2 separate regions of the Homo sapiens genome follow, and region 2 is linked to region 1. Evidence: read pairs that join two places in POLR2A ChIA-PET (ENCODE). Cell type or tissue: OCI-LY7. All regions are shown on one strand. Region 1 overlaps PDE9A (phosphodiesterase 9A). Region 2 overlaps ABCG1 (ATP binding cassette subfamily G member 1).

The links. Peaks named below come from ENCODE experiments on the same cell type or tissue, not always from the same donor. Only the 100,000 strongest peaks of a DNase experiment are listed, where the experiment ranks them.
Region 2: POLR2A ChIA-PET joins it to region 1 with 7 read pairs; 1 of 35 experiments calls an interaction of 5 or more read pairs at or near these places.

The regions. Positions count from the first base shown.
Region 1 is chr21:42,657,592-42,661,591 of GRCh38, forward strand. The region is part of intron 1 of PDE9A (phosphodiesterase 9A); the gene reads left to right. Among named protein-coding and RNA genes, the nearest start is that of PDE9A, 6.0 kb to the left of the region's middle. RefSeq lists enhancers at 2,261-2,430, 3,820-4,000. In OCI-LY7, no CTCF peak of the experiment used is centred here; DNase peaks (open chromatin) are centred at 350, 920, 1,460 and 2,330; H3K4me3 peaks cover 4,000 bases; H3K27ac peaks cover 4,000 bases.
Region 2 is chr21:42,247,276-42,251,275 of GRCh38, forward strand. All of the region lies in intron 2 of ABCG1 (ATP binding cassette subfamily G member 1), which reads left to right. Among named protein-coding and RNA genes, the nearest start is that of ABCG1, 30 kb to the left of the region's middle. In OCI-LY7, no CTCF peak of the experiment used is centred here; a DNase peak (open chromatin) is centred at 2,136; H3K4me3 peaks cover 932 bases; H3K27ac peaks cover 4,000 bases.

The DNA.
Region 1 (4,000 bases):
CAGGGACGACGCACTCAGCACTGGGGAGCTGGAGGGGGTCCCACCTGGTGGCACATCCAGGCTTGGGTTTGCCAATCTTCCGAATCGGGGAAGAGAGAGGCCTTTGGGACCCCTGGGCCAGGCTGTGGGCTCGGGTGTGGTGAGGAGCCACATCTGGGCAAGACTGAATGCTCCGGGGCCTCTGTGGTGCCACTGCCCTGACCTGGCGGCCCCCTCGGGACACTCGCACTGTGCGCGGCCTCCCTGGCGCCTCTGGGCTGTGGTGTTCTGGTCTTGGCCTTGCTCTGCAGCTGGAACCCAGGTCTGAACACATCGGTGGCCGCTTGAGTTTGCGGGGCTGTTTCTACTGTAAACCAGAGCAGTGAATGCGCACAGCCCAAAGGGAGGAGCCGCGCTAGAAAGTGTTCAAGCGTCCGCAGAAGTCGGCTCCCAGTTCTTAATAGTTTGCCACCCACCGTGGCTACGCCACACCTACGCTTGCCTCCACCCGACCTATGCCTGCCCCCTTCACATGCGGGAGCCCAGGGCTCCGTGCCCTGGGCAGCTGGTGGGGTCTGCCCAGGCCTTCTCGTGATGCTTCCACCCAGCCTGGTCCTGGCACCCAAGGCCAACCTCTGCGGGCCCCAGAGCTGTGCCTTTTTGGCTCAGGTCCTCCCCGCAGTGCTTGGAGTCCAGGCCTCTGCACCCTGCTGGGGTGGTCTGTGGTCCTGGCCCAAGGGAATGTCGCTCCCTGCTGCCTGGTTCTACTGATCTGTCCTGTTCAGGCCCCTCTGCCTTCATTTCTTGCTTTGGCACAAGCATGAGCTGCTGTTTCCCCCAGCTCCTCAGGGGAGAGGAGTGCACTGCCCCAACCTTGTCTGGTGTGGTTAGCATGGTGGGGCCTTAAGCCCTACCCGGCTCCTGCGTGCCTTTCCCCTCTCCTGCCCACGACATGGTCAAATGCAAACCTCCTTTCATTTTAGAAGGCATGGGCTGCTCAGCCCACACGCGCAGTGCCCTTTCCTGTGGCTGCAGGCATCTCTGCTCAATTGTGCAGGGCTGCGTCCCCCGGCCACACTGACTCCTCTCCAGGTTTCTCGGCTCCAGCACCACTGTCTGCGCCCTCCTTCCCAGGTGGACGGCGGCTCTCCTCGCCATCCTCTCCACTTCCAGCCTATCATCTGTCTGCCTGTTACATGTTTGTAACTTTTGACCTTTAAATTGGTATAAAAATGGTACTGTAAGTTCACTGAACCAAGAAAATCTGCTGAAGGAAGGGGGTCAGTCACACCCTTTTGGGGTTTCCAGTGTATGAATGGAGGGGGTGGCGGTGGTGGAGGGACAGGGAGCAATGAGAGTTGCCAGCCTTATTGCTGTCCTGACCCCTGGCTGGGGACGACTCCCCTGTCTCCACCTGAATTGAAGCTGGGCTGTGAAAAGTAGTAAGAACCCTCGGTTTTTGGTTCCTTTTTCAACCAGCAATCAGCCATGAAGTGCCTGACCACTTGAGAGCTACAGCAGGTGCTGTCTCGGAGAGGGCACAGGAAACTGGGCCCTTCCCAATTTTAGCCCAAGGGTGCCGAAAAGTCAGGGAGCTGCTGGCCTCCACACTCCTTCCCATTGGTGTGGTCCGAATTCCCCTTTAGCCAGACATTTCCAATGTCCAGAGGCCCAGGAGGGGACAGCTGGAAGCCAGAAGCCCACCTGACGCCATCAGGAATTTCCATGAATGACCTGGAAACCTCTCAGACTAAACCAATGCCGCCCAATCTGGGAATCCAGGAGGGCTGGTCCCATAGAGTGGTGGGGACATGGTGCTGAGACGGACAGCCTCGCCTCATCCGCCTTTCCCACTTGCCAGCCGGGAGGCCTGGGCAAAATCACTTTCTCCCCAGGGAAGTGGAGGCTCACTGTGCAGTCCACGCGGAGCAATGGGGTGAAGTTTCCAGAGCAGGGCAGGGCATGTGGGGAGGCTCAGGAATGCCACCCTTGCCCTCAGGCCTGGGCACAGCATAGCCCCCATGACGCTTCTCTCATCCTGGACCCATCAGCCCGGAAGACTCTGGAAGCAGCAGTGGCAGCACCTTCCTGTCACTTGTCTTGTCACTCCCCGAGTCCACTGTGAGCTAGAACCACAGGCTCCCATGAAGAAGGAGCCAGAACCACAGGCCCCATGAGCCCAGGTCCCACAGCCCGCACCTTCGTCTTCCAGCCAGCCTCTCCGGAGCTCAGTGTGGGTGGAGGGGCTGTCTGGCCTCAGAAATGGGCAAAAGACAGCTCTCGTTGTCAGCGAGGTAAATCTAGCGCAGAGGAAGGGCACACTGTCCCCGTCAGACGCCTCAGATGAACTGACATGCAAATGAGAGATGAAACGGGGACGAGCCGGGCAGCTGATCTCAGTGCAGCAACTGGGACACCTCGGGGCATAAGCCGGGCAGGGAGGCGGCAGGAACTGGGCCCCAGGGGGCCAAGACTTCCTGAGAGGCTGGGCCCGGTAGCCCAGTCCTGGGCTTGCTTCCCAGGGGGTGGTGGGCAACCCTGAACCCTCTCTCACCCAATCACCTGCTCCCCTGGGTGCAGGTGACCCAGCAAGCCGCACTCCTGGGAAATTTCAGAAGGTTTTGGGCAAGAAGGGCCCAGAGAGCCCCCAGAGACCAGACGGCACAGCCCGATAGCTGGGCCTGCCCCAGACAAAGCGTGTCTGCACTCCTTGGCTTTCTCCCCAGACAAACCCACCCTGAGCTCAGGATCCCTCCAGCTTCCAGGAGCAGGTGCGGGGCCTGCAGGGACGGCTCGCAGAGAAGGCAGTTTGCGAGTCAGTGCCTGGCTTGTGGAGGTTGAGACCAAGGCCAGTTGGGTGCTTGCATTTCCAGGGGTCCAAATATTTTTGAGAAGAAAATGTTCTAAGAAAGTGCACAGGGTGGTGGATGAAAGACCACGCTCTGGGTACCGTGTACACCGCTCGGGTGACAGTGCACCAGAATCTCAGAAATCACCACTAAAGAACTTACCCATGTAACCAAACACCACCCCTTCCCCAAACACTATTGGAATTAAAAAAAAAAAAAAAGATTAAAATGGTTAAAAATAGAAAGTGCACAAGCAAGGGTCCATCTGCAGGAGTTGGAGGAGCGCATGCCTGTATTCCTGGCACTGCGGGCACAGTCATGCCATGGGCACCAGGGACGCCCAGTGCACTCAGCCACCCAGGGGTGGCTCCCAACATTTTCAAGCTCAAAAAGAAATATTTTCACTTGAGGGTGCAACTTATTTGTCTTGAACCCATCCCTGACTGCCTGTCTCCCCCCTCACCCTGACCACATCTCCCCAAATCCCGAAGCTGGTCACGCAACGGGAGCATTGGCCCTGAACAGAAACCCGCAGTACCCCTGAAAACTCGGTCTAGAAACAACTAAAAGAAGAACCACAGCATTTTATTCCGTTTGCTTTAGATTCTCTGCCAATTTTTTTTTTTTTTTGAGATGGAGTCTCGCTCTGTCGCCCAGGCTAGAGTGCAGTGGCGTGATCTCGGCTCACTGCAACCTCCGCCTCCCAGGTTCAAGGAATTCTCCTGCCTCAGCCTCCGGAGTAGCTGGGACTACAGGCGCCTGCCACCAGGCCCGGCTAATTTTTTATTTTTAGTAGAGACGGGGTTTCAGCACCTTGACCAGGCTGGTCTCGAACTCCTGACCATGTGATCCGCCCGCCTCAGCCTCCCAAAGTGCTGGGATTATAGGCGTGAGCCACCACGCCCAGCCTTTTTTTTTTTTTTAATTTTAAATTGTGGTAAAATATATGAACAATAAACCCTCCCTCCCCATCCCCCTCCCCCAGCCCCTGACCCCCACTGTACATTCCGCTTTCTATCTCCATGAAACTGCTGAGTGCGGGGACCTCACAGAAGTGGAATCACACAGGATCGCCCTGCTGTGCCTGGCCTCCTTCACTCGGATCATGCCCTCAGGTGCATCCATGTTGTAGCACGTGTCCGAATTTCCTGCCTTTTTAAGGCCGAGCGGTA
Region 2 (4,000 bases), 410 kb before region 1:
CTCAATGAGTTTATAATTGATAGGGACACAAGGAGCTCTCACTATCAGGCAGGGGTTATCTAAGACAGTGAATAATGCCCAGAGAAGGGTTATAGGAATTGGAGGAGGATGAGAATCTCTGGAGAAATCACAGCCTTTGGAAAAGGCCACAAAGAGGGGCAGAACCCGGGGGCACCCGGTGGAGAACTGAGCAGGTGTGGTGTTTAGAATTTAGGTAACGGGAGAGTATGGTGATGGGCAGTCTTGGAAATGGACTTTCTGGGAAGCATTTGGGTGGAGATCTTGGACTAGACTGGTGACTATGGTGTAGTGGGTTGATGGTGACCCTCCAAAATGGTACATACATGTCCCAACTCTCAGAACCTGTAAATGTGACCTTATTCAGAAAAAGGTCAATTTGCAGACAGATGTGATTAAGTTAAGGATGTCCAGATGGGGCCACCCCGGATTAGGATGGATTCAAAATCCAAGGACATGATCTTACAAGAGAAGAAGAGAAGAAAAAGTCACAGAGATGCAGGGGAGAAGAGACAGAGACATGTGGAGGAGACAGCCCCATGAAGATGGAGGCAGCCGTTGGAGTAACACAGCCACAGCCCACAGACGCCTGGGGCCAGCAAGAGCCTGGAGACGCAAGGAAGGACCCTCCCCTGGAGCCTCCGGAGGGAGTGTGGCATCGCGGACATCTCGATTTTGAACTTCTGCCCTCAGAACGGTGAGACGGCACATTTTGTGGCATTTTCTTGGGGCAGCCTGAGGTCACTAATATTATACAAAAGAAAAGGAAGCAAAGATGGTCATGAGAGAGCAACGTTTTGAAAAAGAAAAGTGGTAGGAAGCATAGAGAGGAGGATAAAGAAGATTAGGTTTCTTTCTGCTTATTTGTTAAACCTGTTCAAGCTGCAGTAAGATTGTCATGATCTCCGTCGTCATCTGATTTATCCCCCAGCCAGTTTCTCTGTAAAATCTGGAAAGATAGTAGTTGCTGAGGGGCCTCATTAGAGGATTGGTGTGAGAGTGGAGATGTGTCTGTTGCAGGACTCCTGGGACCTGTCCAGACAGCAGTGGTGGAGGGAAGCGAAGTGAAGTGCAGTTCTGTCTAAACTAGAGAACCCTGGAGCAAGGAAGACTGTGAGGCACCACCCGTGGGGGGTGCAGGGCAGCTGCCACAGACGTTGTTTGGCTTCATGAAGCTGAGTTGAAGATACGCACCCTCTGTGGCCCAGCATTTTCACTTCGACCTGAATACAGCGCTCTCAGCAGCACTGTTCATAACAACAACAAGACTGGATATGACCCAAATGCTCATTGAAAGAAGAGTGAATAAACCAGGCAGGTGCGGTGGCTCACGCCTGTAATCTCAGAACTTTAGGAGGCCGAGGCGGGTGAATTGTTTGAGCCCAGGAGTTCGAGAGCAGCCTGGGCAACATGGCGAAACCCTGCCTCTGCAAAATAAAAAAATTTAAAAAATTAAAAAAAAAAACACCTGGGCATGGTGGTGCACACCTGTAGTCCCAGTTACTTGGGGGGCTGAGGGAGGACTTTTTGAGCCAGGGAGATTGAGGTTGCGGTGAGCCATGATTGTGCCACTGCACTCTGGCCTGAGTGACAGAGCAAGACCTCTCTCAAAAAAAAAAAAAAAAAAGAGCGAATAAACAAACTGTGATGGGTCCACAGTGGAATATTATACAGCCCAGAAAAGAAATGAAGCACAGTTACAGGCATCAACAAGAACAGATCTCATGGACAAGATAATGGAGAGGGAGAAAAAGCAATTCCTGGAACACATGCAATGTGATGCCTTTTCTAAAAACTTCAAAACATTCAAAAGTCACCAAAATTGTTAAAGGATAAATACGAACGTGGTGCAAGATAGAGAAAAACAAGGATGTAATACCATTCAAGAGAGTGGGGACATCTGGTGAAGGCAGGGGACTGGGATGAGGGAGGGGCGCCGGGCCTGGGGTGTGTTGCTGAGATTACCGCCTGGCTGGCTCGTGGGCACATTTATTTTTCATTGATTTATTCATTTATTTTTCTTCCTCACATCTCACAAGCAAGTGATCTGCACAGAAAGTAAGTGTCATATTGTGTGTGGACTCCGGAGCCAGACCACTCAGTTTAAGTTCTGTTTCTGGTCGGTTTCACTTCTGCTTACTAGCTATGGTTCTTGGGGAAGGTTATTTTAGGTCTCTGGTGCCTCAGTTTTCTCATCTGGGTGTATTGAAATATGGACCTTGCAGGGTTCTGGTGAGAATTAAATGAGTTCTGTGTTGAGAATTAAGTGAGTTAATGTATGCGAAAGCTTAGAATCGTGCCCTGCGGCATAGTAGATCTATATAAGCATCAGCTATTGCCATCATCAGCATCATCATTTTGTAAATGTAAGGCAGTTTGAAATCAAAAAAGTAAAAAGACGGTATGGAGCTGTAAAGAAGTGAGAGGGAGGGCCAGGCGCAGTGGCTCACACCTGTAATCCCGGCACTTTGGGAGGCTGAGGCAGGCAGATCACCAGGGTCAGGAGTTTGAGACCAGCCTGGCCAGCATGATGAAATCCCATCTCTACTAAAAATACAAAAATTAGCCAGGCATGGTGGTGCACGCCTGTAGTCCCAGCTACTTGGGAGGCTGAGGCAGGAGAATCACTTGAACCTGGGAGGCGGAGGTTGCAGTCAGCCGAGATGGCGCCACTGCACTCCAGCCTGGGTGACAGAGTGAGATTCCATCTCAAAAAAAAAAAAAAAGTGAGAGGGGGATGAAGAGTCCTCACTGGGTGAGGAAGGTGCCCGTGTGTTGTGTGTCTTGGGTCACGTGTGAACACATATGGGGGTGCAGGGGGAGGGGGCGTTTAAAGGATTCTAAGTCTAAACCACTGAGGACTCTTGGGGACAGGAGGAGAGATGAAGACTGGAGGAGGAACTGAGGGTTTCTAGCTGCGCGTGTTGACCTTCTCCTGGGGTGGCACATCCCATTGAAGCCATGTTCCCAGGGGACAAGCAGAGTGGACCCAGCTCTTTGGGGACTTTGGTGCTTCCAGTCTTATTTTGAAGGCATTATAGAGGGGGTGGAAGCCAGATCCAAACCCAGTTCACTTCCCATTCCCTGCCCCATGCCTCAGTGGTCTTTGGTTTCCCGTGGGTGCTCTGGGCATCCTGCATGGAGGGGGACTCCAGGCTCCCAGAGATAGGCAGCCGCATGCAGTGGTGCCCAAACGTGGAGGAGCACAGTCCAGCTAGCCTGTTGGAAGAGAGCCCTGAAAACAGGGCTGGGACCTCCCAGGGAATGAGTCAGGGGCCACCCATGAGCCTCCCTGCAGGCCTCCTCTGGTGGCCGCTCATGGTCATTGAGATTTTAGTTCTTTGGGTCACACACACAGTGAGCGCCAGTGGACAGAACTTGCCTGTGTGAGGTCAGGGTCTCTCCCGCGGTACCCTCCATGTGGGCCATTCCTGAGTCTCATTTTCACTGATGGGAACATAACACAAACGTGCTTTGTCTCTCTTGCACTTACCCCTTTCCTCCCTGGCATGCTGTGCTGCTGGCATGGAGGCAGGGTCAGGAGCCCAACAAGGGGTGTGTGCGGGGTATAGGAAGGTGGCCCCCAGACCCCGCAGGGATCGGCTTGGGAGAGACCCACCAGACACATGAAGGGAAGCAACAGCAGCACTAAGTGGTATTGCTGGCAGGAACGGCAGGGATCACAACACAAAGGCAACAACAGAAACGAACACAGGGACAGCTCAGCGCCCAGCAGACATGAACTTGCCTGACCATACCCTGTGAGGAGCTAGGGCTGTCACTATCTCCTCTGGAATACAGAGGCCCACGGTCGGTCGGTGACCTACCCAGGAGGGAAGTGGGATTCAGACCTGACTAGTTTGCCTCCAGGCCCTACTGTTTTGACTCTCCTGATGGTAAAATGATGAGTCTGCAAATTGAACAAGTGCTTGGAGGAAGGAGGTTTGCTTTAGGTTTGGGCAGGAAAGGGAGGACCTGTATT